Linked DNA regions of Homo sapiens: region 1 is linked to region 2. A link is an interaction called in ENCODE POLR2A ChIA-PET data of the cell type or tissue named here. Cell type or tissue: MCF 10A. All regions are shown on one strand. Each heading gives the region's core, and the rest is flanking DNA. Links, peaks and the distances in the headings are about the cores only.

What was found. Peaks named below come from ENCODE experiments on the same cell type or tissue, not always from the same donor. Only the 100,000 strongest peaks of a DNase experiment are listed, where the experiment ranks them.
Region 1: POLR2A ChIA-PET joins it to region 2 with 5 read pairs; 1 of 35 experiments calls an interaction of 5 or more read pairs at or near these places.

What each region holds. Positions count from the first base shown.
Region 1 is chr2:127,574,568-127,578,950 of GRCh38, forward strand. It overlaps MYO7B (myosin VIIB), which reads left to right. Exons shown (of 48, transcript NM_001393586.1): 8 at 2,028-2,141; 9 at 3,566-3,719. Among named protein-coding and RNA genes, the nearest start is that of MYO7B, 41 kb to the left of the region's middle. RefSeq lists enhancers at 3,037-3,590, 3,639-3,688. In MCF 10A, for the core only: no CTCF peak of the experiment used is centred there; a DNase peak (open chromatin) is centred at 1,964.
Region 2 is chr2:127,012,527-127,016,909 of GRCh38, forward strand. No RefSeq gene overlaps it. Among named protein-coding and RNA genes, the nearest start is that of BIN1, 92 kb to the right of the region's middle. In MCF 10A, for the core only: no CTCF peak of the experiment used is centred there; a DNase peak (open chromatin) is centred at 2,315.

The DNA.
Region 1 (4,383 bases), core at 168-4,167, 560 kb after region 2:
TCCATTCACATACATTTCTTCTTTCTTTGGTGCCTACCATTCCTCATCCCTACTAGAATTAATTCTGAGACTAGGCTAGTTGGGTGGGCCGTATCTTCAGGTATGTTAGGGGACATGGCAGAAAGACACAGATGACAGTATCCCAAATACCACATGGCCAGGAAGTACAGTGGCATGTGGCCTGTGTTGTCACACCAGGCCCTGTGCTCAGGGGGCCCCATGCTTGGTTTCATGCTCTGCTATTGCCACCTTGAAATTCTTACTAGCTTTTTAGCAAGAGGGCCCATGGTTTCCTTTTGCACTGGGCGATCATGTAGCCAGTCCCAAATGGTAGGAATCCCAACACATGGCACCCACAACAGCAGAATTAATGCACCTGTGTGTGTGTGTGAGTGTAAGGGGGTGCTCTCGTATGATGGCATAACACCTAACACATGCATGTGTGCAAATGAGTGCACACACACAGAAGGGGTCCAGAGGGGAGAATGCCACCAACAGAGGGGCTGTGGCTGTGTGAGAGGGACAGATGCCTCCGCACTGTGACAAGCTGAGAAGGAAGGTCACATTTAGTGACCCTCCGACCTGGTGCTATACTTTTCCTGTTTTATCTCATTTGACCTTCACAACCATGAGAGGTAGGTCTCTTTATCCCTATTGTACAGATGAGAAAACTGAGTCCAGTTAAGTTCGGCCCCTTGTCCAGGGTCACAGAGCCAGCAGATGGCAGAGTCTCTCTGCCCTGTCTGGAAGCTCCTATTTCTTGATATAGTGGTTGCTGAGTTCATAGAACTTGTCACCCAAAATGATACCCTGAAATGGGCAGGAAATTTCTAAAGCAGGTGAGAAACAAGGCCTGCCCAAGAAAAGAGAAAGAATTTAAAATTACGGCATATCTATACTACAGAGGAGGCGGTCTGTCCATGTCAATGTAAAGGATCACCAAGAGATATGTTTAGGTGAAAAAAAAGGAAGTAGCAGAACCACAAATATGTTTTGTGTAAAAAAAAAGAAACAAAGAAAAGAAAAGAGATAACTATTTATAGATATACTATAAGTAAATGTTTTTTTAAAAACATGTCTAGGTTCTGGGGCGGGGAGGAGGGGATTTAAGAAAGGGGAAGGCAGGATGGAAAGGAGCTCTCATTTTTTTGTTTTTGATCCTCCCACCTCAGCCTTTTGAGTAGCTGAGACTAGAGGTGTTTACCACCACATCCAGCTAATTTTCTTATTTTTTGTAGAGGTGAGGTCTCACTATATTGCCCAGGCTGCTCTCAAACTCCTGAGCTCAAGTAATCTTCCCGCCTCAGCCTCCCAAAACTGCTGGGATTACAGCCCAACTGAGACTCCCATCTTTTAACACTACTGCATATGCTTCAGATTGTTTGATTTGTATGAGAATGCATTTATAAATAGTGTTTTAAAAAATACAGAAGGCACCCTAGGCAACATGGCAAAACCCCATCTCTACAAAAAATACAAAACTTAGCCGGACGTGGTGGTGTGTGCCTGTGATCTTAGCTACTTGGTAGGCTGAGGTGGGAGGATGGCTTGAATCCAGGACTTCGAGGCTACAGTGGGCTGAGATTGCACCACTGCACTCTAGCTTGGGTGACAGAGCAAGACCTTCTCTCGGAAAAAAAAAAAATACTGAAGGCCTAGGGAGCCCCGTGGCTGTCAGATCTCTCGTGGGCCACTAAGTGCCTGTGAAGACTGTGGGACTATAAGAGAGCCCCGACTCTGTGCCATCACTCCTGGCCTGGAGACTTTGGGCACAGCAGTGTCAGGGCTTCGAGGAGCAGTCAAGATGCAGGGAAATGGAGTTCTCAGGGCAGGGATGAGACAGCCGCGGAGGCCCGGGACAGGGACAGCAACCAAGCCAGGCTGGCCCTGGGTCAGTGCCAGAGCTGCTCCTGGCTGAGAGATGTGGAGCGGAGGCCAGGGCTGGGCTGGGCAGAGGCAGTCTGAGGCCCTGAGGCCTCAGGGGAATGGCTCATGAATCTGTCTGGAATGCCCTCCCTCCCTCCCAGGCTCCCGAGGAGCGGAACTACCATATCTTCTACTGCATGCTCATGGGGGTGAGTGCTGAGGACAAGCAGCTGCTGAGCCTGGGCACGCCCTCCGAGTACCACTACCTGACCATGGTGAGCTGCCCACCTGCCGCCTCCCAGTAGCCAGTGGAAGGGAGGAAAAAGAGCTTGTGCCGCTCCACCCTCCGCGACAGCTGCAGAGAAGCCCAACGCTGGCCGGGCCCCTGAGGCGGGGCTGGTTCCCTTTGCCTCTCCTCGCCAGCCCCTCTCTGCTGGGAATCACCTTGCCCGCGTGCCTCCCGCTTCCCCGTCACATGTACCCCATGCCCCAGGCTGGACCCGGGGCCTCCCCGCAGACCTCATCTTCCTTTGGTCCCCACTGGATGACAGGCTCCCGGTGCCCAGTGGGCCACAGGGAGTTGCCCACATGCCTCCTGCTCCTGATTTCACTCCAATTGTCTGTCCTTGCAGGCCCCCTAAAACGTAAGCCCCGGGCCCCAGGAAAGCAAAGCCCTTCCTGTGCTCCCAGCTGCACCCGCCACCTAGGACAGGGCGGCACCACAGCCATCGCTCATTAGCTGAGGCTCCCTGGCCCTCAGGAGAACTGCGCCTCCTGGTTTATTGACCACAGAGTGGACCCAGAGCATTCTGCCTCTGGGATCTCTCCCATGCAACCCTCTCTCCTGGGTCCACTGCTCCAAGGCCTTCACCAGCCCCTGCCTAGACTTCATGGGTCCCCCATCGCCAGTCTTGACCTCTAATCTGTCATCTACCCTGCAGCCAAAGCACTCTTCCTGTAGGAAGGTTTGCACTGTAGTGTCATGCTTTGGATGGCACTGCTGCAGTGACCCCTGCGGCTTGTAGGGTAGAAGTCCAAACTCCTCCATGTGGTTTCCAGGTCCCTCCAAGATCTGCCCCTCTGCCGACCTCTCCCTTCTCAACACCCACCCCAGCCTCCCCGCAGCCCTGTCCCTGCCTCCCCACCTCGTGGCCTTGCTCCCATCATCCTCTGCCTAAACTGCCCTCTGTCCTCAGAGGCGGTGGGGCCAGCTCTGCACCTCCTCCAAGAAGCCTTTCTCCACCTCTCGATAGGGCTGGCCCCGGCCCCTGTGGTCTGGGCACCTGTAACAGGCAAATGGCCATGGCACGGTCACTGGCTCCCTGCCTGCCCCCCTGGATGCGCAGCACAGGGCCTGGCCCATGGCGAGCCATGGAAAGTGTTTCTTAAAGGAACAAACCCACAGTGTCCCCCAGAGAGACAAGGCAAGCTCGAGTAGGGACGAACGACAAATAGAGGATCAGAGAAGAAGTGTGACTTGGCCAAGGTCACACAGTGGCCAAATGCTGGTGCTGGTGGCAAGGCCTGATCATGCTGTGGCTACTGTGTCATGATTCTGCCTCTGAAAAGAGTTTTTGAGCGTGGACCCTACGTGGTCCACCCATTGCCTATGAAGTGCAGTGTCTCAGCCTTGCTGGTCCCAGGAGGGAGGTGGTGGGGCAGGGGATGGCCCCATTCACTGAGGCACCCTGTCCCTCAGGGGAACTGCACTTCCTGTGAGGGGCTCAACGACGCCAAGGACTACGCCCACATCCGCTCGGCCATGAAGATCCTCCAGTTCTCCGACTCCGAGAGCTGGGACGTCATCAAGCTGCTGGCTGCCATTCTCCACCTGGGGAATGTGGGGTTCATGGGTAATGCCGGTTCTGCCCCAACTGCACCCTTGGGGAGGGAGAGGGAAGGGGACAGGAGCAGGAAGGCATCTCTAGGGGTTCTCACAGGAAGGATCCTGTGGTCCAACCCAGGCCTGGAAAAATATATCTAAAAAATTCAGCTGTGATTTTGGAGGCCTCGTGAGGCAAAGGGGAAAATGTCAAAGCTTAAGGCTCTCCACAGGTGGAGACCGGCCAATCATCCCCCACTTTTAGCTGGGACCCAAAAGGGCTTCCCCCTTAAGGTTCAGGTAAGCCAGAGTAAACAAATCCACGTGTGAACTTGCAAACCAGGTTGTGAGCAAGGGGTGGTCTGGGGATTAAGTTGTCCTGACCTGTGAACACCCCCAAGCACCTAACGGCAGTTATTGACAGTCCTCGCTGGAAAAAAGCACCAGCAAGTTAGATTACAAATGATTCCTGTGAGTAGTTTTTCAAACACAACATCCAGCATGAAGCCAGGAAGAAATAGGAACAAGGAAATGAGATACCATGAACAAGAACCGGCAGAAATAATAAACAGTAGAAATCGATCCACAAAGATTTCAAAGTTGGAATTATTAGACACAGACTAGAGAAGTTCTGCTTATTTTGCTCAAGAAAAGAAGCAGCCAAGCTTGAAAATTTAGACAGCGAATGGGAAACT
Region 2 (4,383 bases), core at 243-4,242:
ACTGAAAGTCTCATTTCCAGGGAAACCCCTCAGTCCCAGGCAAACTGGGATGATTGGTGACCCTGGCTCTCAGAGCCATCTTTGGCTTGCCGTTCAACCCATCCCTGCCTTTCCGGAGGTCCACCTGTCTCCCCACTCCACCCCCCCATGCTCTTGGGTGGGCCATGGTGGCTCTCCAGTGCTGGCTTTTGTTCAGCCAATTGCACCAAATATACCAAACATACAGTCCAGTATAACCTGAGCCACTCAGACTCTGATTCTCAGAAACTGACATTGGAACTCAGAGATGGCAACAACAATGTCAAGAAGGTGAAGAATAAGAATAAGATTTGTGAACATTATCAGTGTACTTAACCACTGCCGGGTTCTCTTTTAAATTACTGTTGTAATTTAATCATCACAAAACCCCTGTGAGATAAGTGCTATTGTTCTCACCACTTGGTCAGAGAAGTCATTAATAGGTAACACGTGTACAGCTAGTAAGTGCTAGACTGGGGGTCAAAATCCAAGCAGCATGTTTCCCGAGTTCTTCTCACTGCTAACATTAGTCTACCCAGCTTGTGTGCTCTATTCTAGTTCTGCTAAACATGTCCTAGGAAGTGAGTCGTATCTGGGCTGGGCAGCCATGTGTGCCCACACGTGTGGACGAGCAGAGAAAGCGAGTGTGTGTTTTTGGGAGACAGAGAGACAGATACAGAGAGAAAGAGAGATTGAGAGAGATGCATGCATACAGAGAGAGAAAGAGACAGACTGAGAGGCAGAGAGACTGAGAGAGATAGATAAGAGAGAAAGAGACAGGGAGAGACTAAGAGACAGAGACACAAAGCGACACAAAGAGACAGAGAAACACAGTGGCAGAGACAGCAGCAGAGAGGTGGAGAAGCAAAGAGAGTGAAGGAGTTAAGAACATGCCATCACAAATTAGCCAGGCGTGGTGGTGTGTGTCTGTGGTCTCAGCTACTTGGGAGGCTGAGGCAGAATGATCGCTTGAGCCCAGGAGGTTGAGGTTGCAGTGAGCCATGGTTGTACCACTGCACTCCAACCTGGACAACAGAGAAACAGCCCCTCCCACCCCCCAAAAAAAGAACATGCCACCCCAAAATACGTTGCTACAGCATATTGACTGTTTTGAGTTAAAGGTGATACCACAGTGGCTCACACCTGTAATCCCAGCACTTTGGGAGGCCAAGGTGGGCGAATCACGAGGTCAGGAGTTCAAGGCCAGCCTGAGGGTGGCTCCCAGCATGGAGAAGAAAGCAGAGCCAAGAGACTCACATAGAATGGACGTGGGAACTAGGGAACTGAGCCTAACACCCAGGCAAATCAATCCCCTGCTCCTGAAAAGCTGCTCGAGTTGGGATTTTGGCCACTGGCAGCTGAAACACCTTCTGTGACTAGGGCTTTAGGCAGTCACTTAAGAAGGCTTCAAGAAATCACTCTACAGAAGTATGAAATTAAAGTGGTAGGTTGGGCCCACCGTGGAGCCCCCACAGGCTGGTGACTTCCCCTGCTGGCCACACTGCAGGCTCCCTCATGGGGTTTATTGACTATTATCTGATGTAAACAACAGCCCCGGTTAGCATCCTCCTCAGTTAACAATGAATGCAGGGAGCTGAAAGTAACTTCCACCCTCGCAGTTCAGGAAGCATCAGCCTTTAGAGGAGTTCACCTGGCCTGTGCAAGGTCACAGCTCCCTTACCTAGGAGGGCTCAGGGAGGTAGGCATGTATGTGTGGGTGAAAACACATCCCAGCCCACCACACCCTTCACAAGAGCCCTTGCTGAGGCTCCTGTCCTTTCATCCCATATCTGCAGGTGGTACTCCCTGATGAATGCCTCTAAACCCTGCAGCCACCACACTGCCTCTCTGTCTGCTCCAGCTCTGTCTTGCTACTAAATCCGGTTCTGCAGGTCCCCAACCATCTGTGCTTTGAGGCTCAGCTCCTCCACCAACCTTCAGGCCATCCACACTGGTCACCAACATGCCTGTCTGATTCCCAGGGCTATCTCCCTCTGACCAGGGCTGTGCCCCCCCCAATATGTCCATCCCTTACTCTCTTGCTACCCAGATGCCAACCATTTTTCTCCTTTCTAGGCTCTCCTCATGCTCTGCTTCCTCCAGGAAGCTTTCTCTGATCACCAGCTCAGCCTAAATTATCTTTTCTCTTGGCACTTGCAGTGTTTGGGTCTCTCTGCCCCTGTTTATGTCATTGTGTGCAATAGAGTAAACTCTCCACGTACACTCCCCAGACTGCTGACTGGTCTCATGCTCGTGCTTGCAGAGGTTTGCCTGCAAGGAAACCTCTTGCCTGCAAGTGATGTGATGTGATGAGAACATCGGCTTCATAACTGTGTGATCTTGGGTAACATTTACTCAACATCTCTGAGTCTCAACTTAGTCATCAAGAAAAACGGAAATAACATGAACTTCTGGGGATACTATGGAGATTAAATGAGAAAACATATCAAATACCTAGCACAGTTTCTAGAATCTAATAGGCAATCACCATTGTAAGGGGCTTCTTCCCTTTGTCACAAAAACCTACATTCCAAGCATGTTCACTAGACTGCGCTGATTCCTTAGACAAGTCCTAAGATATTCTAGTGTCTAAAAAACTGCCTCCCTTTACAGAAAGTCTAACTTTGAGAAATGTCAGCGGGGACATGAGTGCTGCCACCACCATGGCCCTCCATGACAGACACTCTTCTCTGCCAAACCTGAATCCAGCCTCAGAATCTCACCTAACACATTCCTCCAAGTAGCCACTACTGACTAATAAGAGTTGGCAAAAGAGAAGAAAAGCGTTTGTCCTCTGTGAGTTAACACTTTTATCTGAAAAGCAGTTACTGCAGGCCTGATGCGGGCCAATCTGTGTGCCAGACCGTGAACTACGGTGGAGACAAGAGGAAGGTGAGGGAAGACCTGTGATCCCATCTACAGGTGCTCACGTTTGGAAACAACCCAGCATGAGGAAGCTCCAAGTGCAGAGTGGGCACTCCAGGTCTCGGCCAGGTGGAGGAGGCTCTGAGACCTAAGGAATGAGCAGGAACAGCTATGAGTCTGTGCACCTTCCCCAAGTCTTTGATGCCTCCTGGGGCCCACCCCAACCAGTGGTGGATGGGACCTGGTAGAAGGCGCCTGGCCTTTCAGGGAACAATCCTTGGAAGTGGCCCCATTGCCCACAGTGGTGACCTCAAATTCCTACCTTATATTGTTCTTGCCTCCTTTCCTGTTGCCCTCTGCCCCATTTCCTCTCTCCTGCTTCCTTTGGGATCACCTTCCAAATAAAACCCCTGCACCCAAGTGGGCACAGCAGCACTGTGCTCCATGGCATGGCTGGGCTGGCCTGGGACTCTCCTGTGCCTCCATGTGTGGGGGTCTGGAGGGAGGGATAAGAGTGAGTGGTCTGTGGGGTGGCCCTCCCGGGACAAGGGGATCCTGGGTGAGGGGAGGCAAGCGTGGGCTCCTCTGCGCCAACAAAGGGGTTCTGAAGACCCTCCAGGGCAGAGTGTTGGGTAGGGCCACAAACATGAGAGGGGCTGCCTGAGCCCCCTTCAGCACAGAGCTGGGGCTGGACAACAGGGTCCCGCGGGAGCAGCCTTAGGGAACAGGCCGAGGTGGGAGGCAGAGGGAGGGGTACAAGGAGAGCAGGACCCAGTGGAAACCACAGCAGCTGCTTGGTCCTGGGAACTCTGGCCCCCCTAACCCAGAGGTCTCCAGAGAGAAAGGCCTGGGAGAAGAGACCCTAGAGAGAGATGGAATTGGCTGCCAGCCTCAGCCCTGAGGACGTGCCCGCGCAGGGTTTATCTGCTGAGGGAGAGCGTGCGGGTGCGGGTGCGGGTGCGAGAGGACAGCTCTGGTCTCTACCCCCAGAGGGAGCTACGGGTGTGTGGCCCCAGGCCCACCCTCCCCAACAGTAGGCTCCTTCTGGGCCGTGGTTCTCCAGATGCCCGGAGCCACAGGTGTCTTGGCAGGTGCTTCTGAAGGGGCCACAGCCGGAGCGCCTGGAGACCACCACTGTCCACGTGCGCAAAGCGACGTCCCAGTTTCCTCACGCGTGGGCTGCAGCTTCTCCTCCCACGTGGCCCTGAGCGAGTCTCGGGGACCACCACGCGGGCGTCCAGCAGGGCTTCCTGCCTGGAAGAGGGGCCGCGCTCACCCTCCTCTCTGGCCCTCATTCTCAGGGTCAGCCTTCTCCCCTCCGCAGCCCCATAGGAATTCCATCTGGGCCGCTTCTACCCCTGCACCTTGTAGCTTGCAGTGGATGGGACGTTCTTGGGCCCAGCCCTTTTGTGGAAGCACATCCTACCCTAGCGGAATGGCAGTTCCCACGGAGGCTCAGCTCTACAGTGCCCTTGTGGCAGATTTAATCCCCCCAAAAAC